2 separate regions of the Mus musculus genome follow, and region 1 is linked to region 2. A link is a loop called in an ENCODE intact Hi-C map of the cell type or tissue named here. Cell type or tissue: left cerebral cortex. All regions are shown on one strand. Links, peaks and the distances in the headings refer to the core of each region. The heading gives the core; the rest is flanking DNA.

What was found. A loop is a pair of places that touch in the nucleus more often than their neighbours do. Peaks named below come from ENCODE experiments on the same cell type or tissue, not always from the same donor. Only the 100,000 strongest peaks of a DNase experiment are listed, where the experiment ranks them.
Region 1: a loop joins it to region 2, with 4 times the contacts of the local background. A loop is called at or near these places in 4 of 42 quality-filtered maps.

What each region holds. Positions count from the first base shown.
Region 1 is chr10:87,502,176-87,506,567 of GRCm38, reverse strand. Gm29915 (a long non-coding RNA gene) reads left to right here. Exons shown (of 3, transcript XR_871928.2): 2 at 2,301-2,438; 3 at 3,310-3,740. Among named protein-coding and RNA genes, the nearest start is that of Gm29915, 3.6 kb to the left of the region's middle. In left cerebral cortex, for the core only: CTCF peaks have their summits at 2,341 (motif pointing right) and 4,057; DNase peaks (open chromatin) are centred at 2,371, 3,602 and 4,036.
Region 2 is chr10:86,970,136-86,974,527 of GRCm38, reverse strand. It overlaps Stab2 (stabilin 2), which reads left to right. Exons shown (of 69, transcript NM_138673.3): 6 at 1,596-1,691. Gm16271 (predicted gene 16271) reads right to left here and starts at 2,387. Exons shown (of 5, transcript NR_165263.1): 1 at 2,229-2,387. In left cerebral cortex, for the core only: a CTCF peak has its summit at 2,406 (motif pointing left); DNase peaks (open chromatin) are centred at 1,311, 1,629, 1,837, 2,385 and 1 more place; H3K4me3 peaks cover 194 bases; H3K27ac peaks cover 189 bases.

The DNA of each region.
Region 1 (4,392 bases), core at 87-4,086, 530 kb before region 2:
AACAAAACAGTAGTATTTGGCTTTCCCCTAAGCTCCCAGGGCTATCTAGTTTTAGATTCTTGGTCACCCAAGCAATGTTGGGGATGTGGTTTATAACTCGTGGAATAGGCCTTGAGTCAAATAAGTTTTTGTTGTTTACAAATTGTTTAAAAATCTCTCCACTCAGACCTCAGAGAACCATGAAGAGAAGGCAGAAACAGTGTAAGAGCCAGAGGGGAAAAGGACATCATGAAAACAAGCCCCTCCAAATCAAGATCTTCATAATGCTACGATGATTTAATACAGTTCCTCATATTGTGGTGACCGCCAATCACAAGAGTATTTATTATTGCTACTTCATAACTGTAGTTTTACTACAGTACAGCGCTGCAGTTATGAATTGCAGTGAAAACATCTGACATGCACAAAGGTCATTCGATTCTCAAAGGACTTACAACTCCCCAATTAAGAACCTCTGCTCTAAATCTCCATGGGCAAAGCTCTTATGCACTCACAGAGAGTAAAGCAGTATGCACAGGGTCTGAACAGGTCTGCCTCAGTTCATAGTGTGAACAGTCTGTGTTCATATTACAGCTTCCCGTTTGGTGTTCTTATGGGATTCCTGAGTGAGTAAGCCACTGGATTCCTGATTTTCATTCTTTTGGGGCTCTTTCCTTCTGTTGGTTTGTCTGTCCAACTCTAAATTGATAGGTTTTTGTCTTTAATCTTACTATGTTTTATTTTGTCATATTTTTAAAAACATGAATGAATGAATGCCCTTGCCACTGGAGTAAACGTTAACAATTGAACTGTCACTTATACTGGCTAGGAGACAGAAAAATCCATATATGGTGACACTAGGTACATCAACTACTTCACGACAGGACTCATGCTCAGGCAGAGTTGCCCAGCGTAGAAGGTGCTCCACAGGCTTCTTCTCTGTGTGTTTTATTTGGTTATAGTTTAGTGGAACGTTTGGGGGATATTTTTTCTTGGTTTGGGCGGAGATTCTATTATTGTATTGGGCTTTTGAGACAGAATGTAAAGTCGAGTGGGTAGAGGTGGAAGGCGAGGATCTGGGACTTGGGGGAGGGGACAAGTGTGATCAAAATATATTTAAATATAAAATTTGTTTTAAATGATGCAAATAAAATATAGTAAAAATAAAACATAATAAAATGGAGAGAGAAAGAGAAATGCCCATAATGGAGGATGAGGTACTGAAGAGTGTGGACGTGGTTTCTCTAGAGATGACTCCAGGAAAGGTTGGCGGTTATAAATCTACAGGGTAATCTTGATTAAGCTTCTCTGAACTGAGTTGCAAAGGAACCTAATGGGAAGAAAGTAGTGGATGCTGGAAAGAGATCGAGTAGGGATGTGGATAGAGAGGAGCCTGAGGATGATGTCATAGCCAGGCCAAGAAGTAGCCTCCACTGGACGACTCAGTGGAGTGCAAGTGAAGGCAAGAACGAGATATCCCTAACATGGAGCAAGCTGTCTGTTGGCCTCTTTCCCTCTGATTCAGGTTTCTGACCAATTACTAGGGCCATTAGGAAAATCCATCTCCAAAATACCGTACCCATTTCCCCTGCCCTCAAACCACCAGGGTACCTGACCTTGCAGGACAAATACAAATCTCTTATTAGGAAAGATTCGGCCTTCACTGATTGTCACTGCCCTCCCACTTGGCGTGCTTCAAGTGAGGCAGTTCCCATCCTTGGCTTAGGAAATGTGGCTTGTTGTGAGAACACATAGAAAATGTGTCTAGTCATATTTGGGTAGGCATGAGATGAAGCTTCCAAGTCCGACTGCTAAGCACACCTCACGTGTTCAGAGAGATGGCTCACTCAGTCTATAAAGCTCTTGCAGCTCAAAGATGTGGAGCCAAGTTCAGAACAGCAAAAGTAAAATAAAATAAAAACCAGTCACAGTAGTGGTAGGGAGAAAGGGAAGAGAAAGATTCTTGGAGCTCAATGGCCAGAAGGTCTCACCAAATGGATGAGCTAATGACTCAGTGAGAGATACTGCGTCAAAAATTAAGGGGGAGCCTGACTGATGAAGAAGGTGTCCTCTGGCTTCCAGGCACATATACACACATATGCACATGTGTACACACATACGAGAGAGAGGGGGAGAGAGAGAGAGAGAGAGAGAGAGAGAGAGAGAGAGAGAGAAAGAGAGAGAGAATCTTAGATATAGTAATGTGGCCATCCTAATGGATGGGACCCATACCTCATGGTGCTCTATGGTTAAACTGCATTGCACAAAGAAGAATTAATTAATTGAACTGAGTGATGTGGAATTACATTTTTTCATTACAGATTTTCCCTTCCACGGTTCCTGCTTCATTTTAACAAATGACCAGCAGGTGGCAGGCGACCCACACGTCGCGCAAAGGAAGACACGTCAATTAATTACCAGGTCCTCGAATTCGGGATGAGAAACCAGTCTAGTTACATGTGAGTATCCTGTTTCTCTAGCAAAGCTGTGGTGAGCAATGGTGTTTCATTCCATTGCACGCTAGTCACGATGCACCAAAGACCTGGCATTTACCCTGGTCCCTAGCACTAACCATTTGACTCCAGAATACCTTCTGACTAGCAGGACCCATAATTTGAGCACCACCTTCATTGCCCACACAATGAAGGCGGAGGAGGGTGATGTCATTTGCCCCTGGAGGTTATTTTAGAAAAAAGACTAGCAAAAAAAAATTAATATATGTATGAGTTCAAAGGGGAACATGACTGTCACTAGAGGGTTGTGTGGTCCAGTTTGTATTTTCTACACTGTCAGAACATCTGCTTAAGAGAGAGACTCTAGGTAATTTGAGAATGCATGCAATTGTAACTCATTGATTTTACCTGAAATTTACATGTGTGTGTGTGGGGGGGGTGGTATTCGGGTATGTTGGGGGTGGAGTCTAGAGATAAAAGGAAGATGGAGGAACAGGGCCGCTGCCCTTTGTTGCCCTGCTGCGTCTTAACAGACTTTCTTCCCTTCTACGATGACTATTCCAACTACAGCTTCACGGGAAGCAGCGACTGTGACCTGCTGTCCTCCTTTCAAACTTGCCACAGTTCTGTTAGAGCAATGATTATAGCAGCTTAAATCGACTTTCCGATTAAATAGGATTTTCTCACACTTGACAGGACTGAAGTGTGCATCTTGCTGCATGTGTCAGTGTGAGTGTTATATTTATCACACATCTCTTGTGGGTTCTGTGTGCTTGGCAGTGTCGGGATTTTATAAAGAGTAAGCCCTTAAATCTTGTCTTTGTTGCTGTTTGAGGTTTCATGAACATGAAATATCCATGTTAAAATTACCCCCTAGGAAGGATTGCAGGGACGGGCGTGAAGGAGGTCCCAAAGGGATAGAAACTCCACAGGAAGACCAACAGAGTCAACTAACCTGGGCCCTTGGGGCTCTTAGAAACTGAACCACCAACCAAAGACCATACACAGGCTGGACCTAGGCTTCCATGAACGTATGTAGCAGACATACAGCTTGATCTTTGTGTGGGTCCCAAACAACTGGAGCAAGGGCTCCTCCAAAGCTGTTGCCTGTCCGTGGGATGTGTTCTTCTAGCTGGGCTGTCTTGTTTGGCCTCAGTGGGAGAGGATGCGTGGAAATCTGCAGAGACTTAATATATCAGGGTGTGGGGAAACCCAAAGGGGATCCACCCACCCAGAGGAGAAGGAGAGAGGGGATGGGAAGGGTGACTGAGAGAGGAGCAGTGTGCAGAATGTAAAGTGAATAAATGAAAAACAAAAAATAAAATTAAAAACTTACCCTTGAATCCATGCATGAGCGAGCGAGCGAGCAAGTACACACACACACACACTGAAAATTGACTGGCTTCTGTCTCTTGCTTGTGCTACAAATGGGCCTATGGAAGAGCGGCCCAGAAGAACCAGGCAGGCAAGATTGATGTAACTGGCCTGCTTGTGCCTCCTCTGAAACCTATTACTTACCAGTAAACTTTCCATTTGGCCCTCAGGAGCAGCATTCAGGTTTGCCTGAAGTGGAGAGAGTGGAGAGCCCACTAACTGATAAGCTAAGGAACTCCCAGGCTGCACCACAAGGAGTCAGTCTGAGTCTGGACTTTGGGGAAGTGCTGATGGACATAGGACGCGTGGCCACACAATGGGGACACACGACTGACCTCAGACACTTAGGTTAACTGTCCCACCTTTCAGGGGGGCTGTAGGAGCAGATCGGGAACTCCTGGGAGCCAGGCGCCCCTGTTCTTCATCCACCAGAAGGTTCCCCTAGCCCCTTGAATCTGGAAGCATCTGCAGGCTTGCAGAAACTCCGGATTTCCTGAGCTTTCCAGTTCTACTCTAAGGATATGAGCTAGGGTTCATTCCATGTTGTATAAAGAAAAGTGTCACAGAGGTGATCTTACTGAGCAAT
Region 2 (4,392 bases), core at 99-4,098:
CCTCACATGCCACACCAAAGGGATGTAGAGAAGCCAACGCACAGGGTGCATGGGCGCTGGACACACAGGGTGCATGAGGATACACTGTGCATGAGGACACACTGTGTGCATGAGGACACACTGTGTGCATGAAGACACAGGGTGCATGAGGACACACTGTGCACGAGTGCAGGACACACTGTGTTCGTGGGTGCTGGACTCACAGGGTGCATGAGTGTTGGACACACAGGATACATGTGTGAGGGATGAGGGCTGAGTTCAGGATGAACGTGTTCCTTCCCCCTGCAGTGGTCTTCATGAAGCCTGTGCCCACCCCACCTCTTCCTGGCCTGCTCCCATTGATGCATAGGGTGGTAACATTTATCACACTGTGCTGTGATTAGCTATTTCCTTCCATGAGCTCTTTGAGGTTGGAAACTTGACTACTACAGTATTCTGAGTTTGCTGGCTACATTACAAAGATGAATGGGAACAAACAGGAGTCATCTTATACACATAGAAAACAAATGTGCAAAAATACAAGAGTGGATGGGCTGGCAACCAGCTGGAGACAGTGCACTAGAATGCTTCAGCAACAGTGGCTTCTAGAGGAAGACTGGAAAGGACCTGAACAGGAATAGGGACAGTGAGGCAACAAATAGGATGTCCAGGACGGAGATTGCTCTGATTGCCCAGGTGGGTCCAGCATGGGTGGAGGAGGTAACCATAGAGACAGCAGCATGAGAGGAAGTTGGCACTTCACATGAAAGTGGAGAAAAGGGTCATGAATCTAGAAACACGCGATTCTTGTAGAACAGCCTTACTGCGACTTTGATTTTAATCTAATGGGACATTTTGTCCCCCAGAACCGTCAAATACATTTGGACTGTGTCTGGCTCCTCTTCAGGACCGTTTGTTACAGCGGCAACAGAAACCTCATACTCTGTGCTTTGCGGGAGTCTTGGCTTCAGTATGCTGCTGGCTAGCTTGTTAGTGAACCGTGTAACAGATGAGCCAGCAGCTGGATGCAGAAGCTTTGACCATTTATGTGAAAGGCCCTTCATTTGCCAACCCTGACCTATCACTGGGCTGAGAAGCCATCTATTTTTAGCAGAAACCAGGGCATAGTCTTTCTGAGCCCTGCTGTGTTGTTACATTTCTACTCCCTGCACTGCCTTCAACATGCAAGATCTGCTTACAGAGATATCAGCCACCCACAAGGACAGCCTCATGGGAAGCTCTCTTCTTCATACAAAGACACCAAGTCAAACGGGGTAGCAAACAGCTCAGTAGAAAAGAGAAGCCCAGTGTCCATGATGATGCCAAGCAAGCTTTAGAGCCACATCCTTACTTAATGCTCAGTTAGCCTTGGAACCATTGTCTGCCTTACACTCTGAAAATCCCAACTAGGATAAAAGAAAAAAACATAGCCAGGATTTAAGCTAGGTTCTCTGGGAGTTTCCTCTACCTCATGGAGAGACAGACAGACAGACAGACAGACAGACAGACAGACAGACCGACAGACAGACAGAAGGGCTGTCTGAGACTGTTACCCTTCCAGGATCTTTAGGAGAACCCCTATCAGATGATGACAGACCCTCATTTTCTGCCCACAGTGTGCAGTTGTGTCCATGGTGTGTGCAACAGCGGGATCAGTGGTGACGGAACTTGTGAGTGCTTGTCTGCGTACAGGGGGCCCAGGTGTGACAAGCGTAAGTGTTTCTTCACCCACTACACCAGACCAAAGAGATGCTGGGATGTGTTTTTTCTTTTCTGTTTGTTACTGGGGCTCCACTGGAGCTGATGGACTGTCAAATGTTTCGTAAGAGGGAGCCGAAAACTAGGCAAACATTGTAAGAAGAGGTAAAGAGAAGAGCAAGGGGGAGGGGGGAGGCAGTGGGTGGATGATTGGCAAGAGCCGTGCTGTAGGGAAGGCTGAGCCGAAGGCAGCATGAAGGGCGGGGTACTGAACGAAGTATTCAGGCTGGGAGGACAACAGGGGCCATGGCAGTAGACAGTCCATAAAGAAGACAAAGTATCGCCTCAGTTATAAAAACTCATTAACAAACGCAGACGACGGCAGAAACAGAGTTTCCAAAGCCAGGTGACTTACTTACCCAAGGGCACAGAAATGACAAATAGAAATGGGGGCCAAAGCATTGGGATCCATGGGAAGTTATTTACAGTCTATGACACTAGGTCTGGTTAGAAGATGAAGAGCAGGGGTGAGTGAAATCAGGGGGGCTGACCTTAAAGATGAGACCGGTGCACTCCGGGTGCACAGCCCGGCAGAAATCCCACTGAGCCCTGTGGACAGCTGCAACAGCAAAAACAAAACAAAACAAAAGAGGCACCCCACTGAGCGCTCTACCCTGCAGCCCAGTCGCTCCTGCCTGCTACGCTGTACTGCCAGCGCCCTCTACTGGCAAACCTTAATTCTGTCTAGAAAAGAGAAATTCCCTTTTGACCTCCCTGTTAAAGGCCTCTCCCAGTCCTAGCTCAGCCAATGGCAAAGCAGTTTCCACAGAGTGAATTAGAAGCTGAGATGATTTTTAAAATAATCAAAATGGTCACTCAACAGACCCTCTGGATTATAGTCTCCGATGGAATAAAAAAATATAGAACAGTTTGGATTCCACGCAGGACAGACTCGTTGTATTGGAAGCCCAAGGTGTGTATGTACTGTGGATATGGCCAGTACATATACCAGTCAGCCTCTGTCTTTTCAACACAGCCCTGCAAACCTGTGAAAAAAGTTCACACTAACCCCAGGTGGGGTGCTGTCCTCTCTGTGACCTCAGCTAGTCTCTGTCCACCTGACACCACCCATTACCACCCAGGAGACCTGTGAGCAAACCTTCTCAGTAAGACAGGGATCCAGTCCAGAGAGCTTCCCATGGAAGGAATGTCAAATTTGCTTCCAAGTGAAGCATAATTTTTGTCAAGCCATAAGATAAAGACTGGGACAAAAAAAATGCAATTCTCATGGCAGGTATACTTTTTTAATGTCAGGAGTATTTTTTAAAAATAGACCTAAGAGCAAATAATCAGAATCAGACGTGAAAAGCAGCAATAAGCACAGGGCAAGAACCCACAAGTAACTGCGATAACACACACACAGCCAGGCGGAAATCAGATGGAGGGTGCTTTTGTTTGGTATGATTTTTTGCCCATTCTATTCCTCCATTTGCAAATGGATTATGACAGTAAAGGTGTGGGTTCCTACCAGCTAAGGCGGAGGAACCTACCAACTGTAACACAGACTTACAGGGTGATGCTGTAATTTACCCTGAAAAGGGGGAGGGCTGAGAAGGGTTAGATAAGAATTTATAGACCAATAAATCCATGGCATAGCATTTGTAAGAGAAAACAAGGTGGAAATAACCTGAATGTTGAGATTGGATAAATTTTGGTAGATCCTAAACTAGTTAATGCCAACTTCTATATGAAATAAACATAAACCCCAATGGTTTGACATTATGGTTCTCTAGCCATAAAGCAGGATACTACATCAAAGCCATGAGCTATGTTTGGATTATTTAAGTTGCTGGGAGAAACATGGAGACTGGAAAGATACACCTGTCCAATGCCATAAGACCTACTAGCCTGGGTCAGTTCATAATTTCGTATGAGATCATGCTACATTTTTTTTCCGTGACACTATCTTTGCTTAGCTGCCCTTTAGTGGCTGTTGTGGTTAAAAGTAAGTTCCAGGACTGGGGAGAGGACTCAGCATCTCAGAGTACTTGCTGTGTCAGCACGGGGACCTGAGTTTGAATACCCAGAACCCAGTGTGGCTTGTGCACGTAGAAGCACTAGCCGGACGTGGTGGTGTACGCCTTTAATACCAGTACTCGGGAGGCAGAGGCAGACGGATTTCTGAGTTCGAGGCCAGCCTGGTCTACAAAGTGAGTTCCAGGACAGCCAGGGCTACACAGAGAAACTCTGTCTCAAAAAAAAAAAAAAAAAGAAGAAGAAGGAGGAGGAGGAGGAGGAGGAAGAGGAGGAGGAGGAGGAGGAGGAGGAGGAGGAGGAGGAGGAGGAGGAGAAGGAGAAGGAGAAGGAGAAGGAGAAGGAGAAGGAGAGGAAGAAGGAGAGGAAGAAGGAGAGGAAGAAGGAGAGGAAGAAGGAGAGGAAGAAGAAGAGGAAGAAGAAGAAGAAGAAGAAGAAGAAGAAGAAGAAGAAGAAGAAGAAGAAGAAGAAGAAGAAGAAGAAGAAGGAGAAGGAGAAGGAGAAGGAGAAGGAGAAGGAGAAGGAGAAGGAGAAGGAGAAGGAGAAGGAGAAGGAGAAGGAGAAGGAGATGGAGAAGGAGAAGGAGAAGGAGAAGGAGAAGGAGAAGGAGAAGGAGAAGGAGAGAAAACTCCAGCACTAGCACTGTAGGACTCAAAGACAGGAGGATAGCTGAGGCTTACC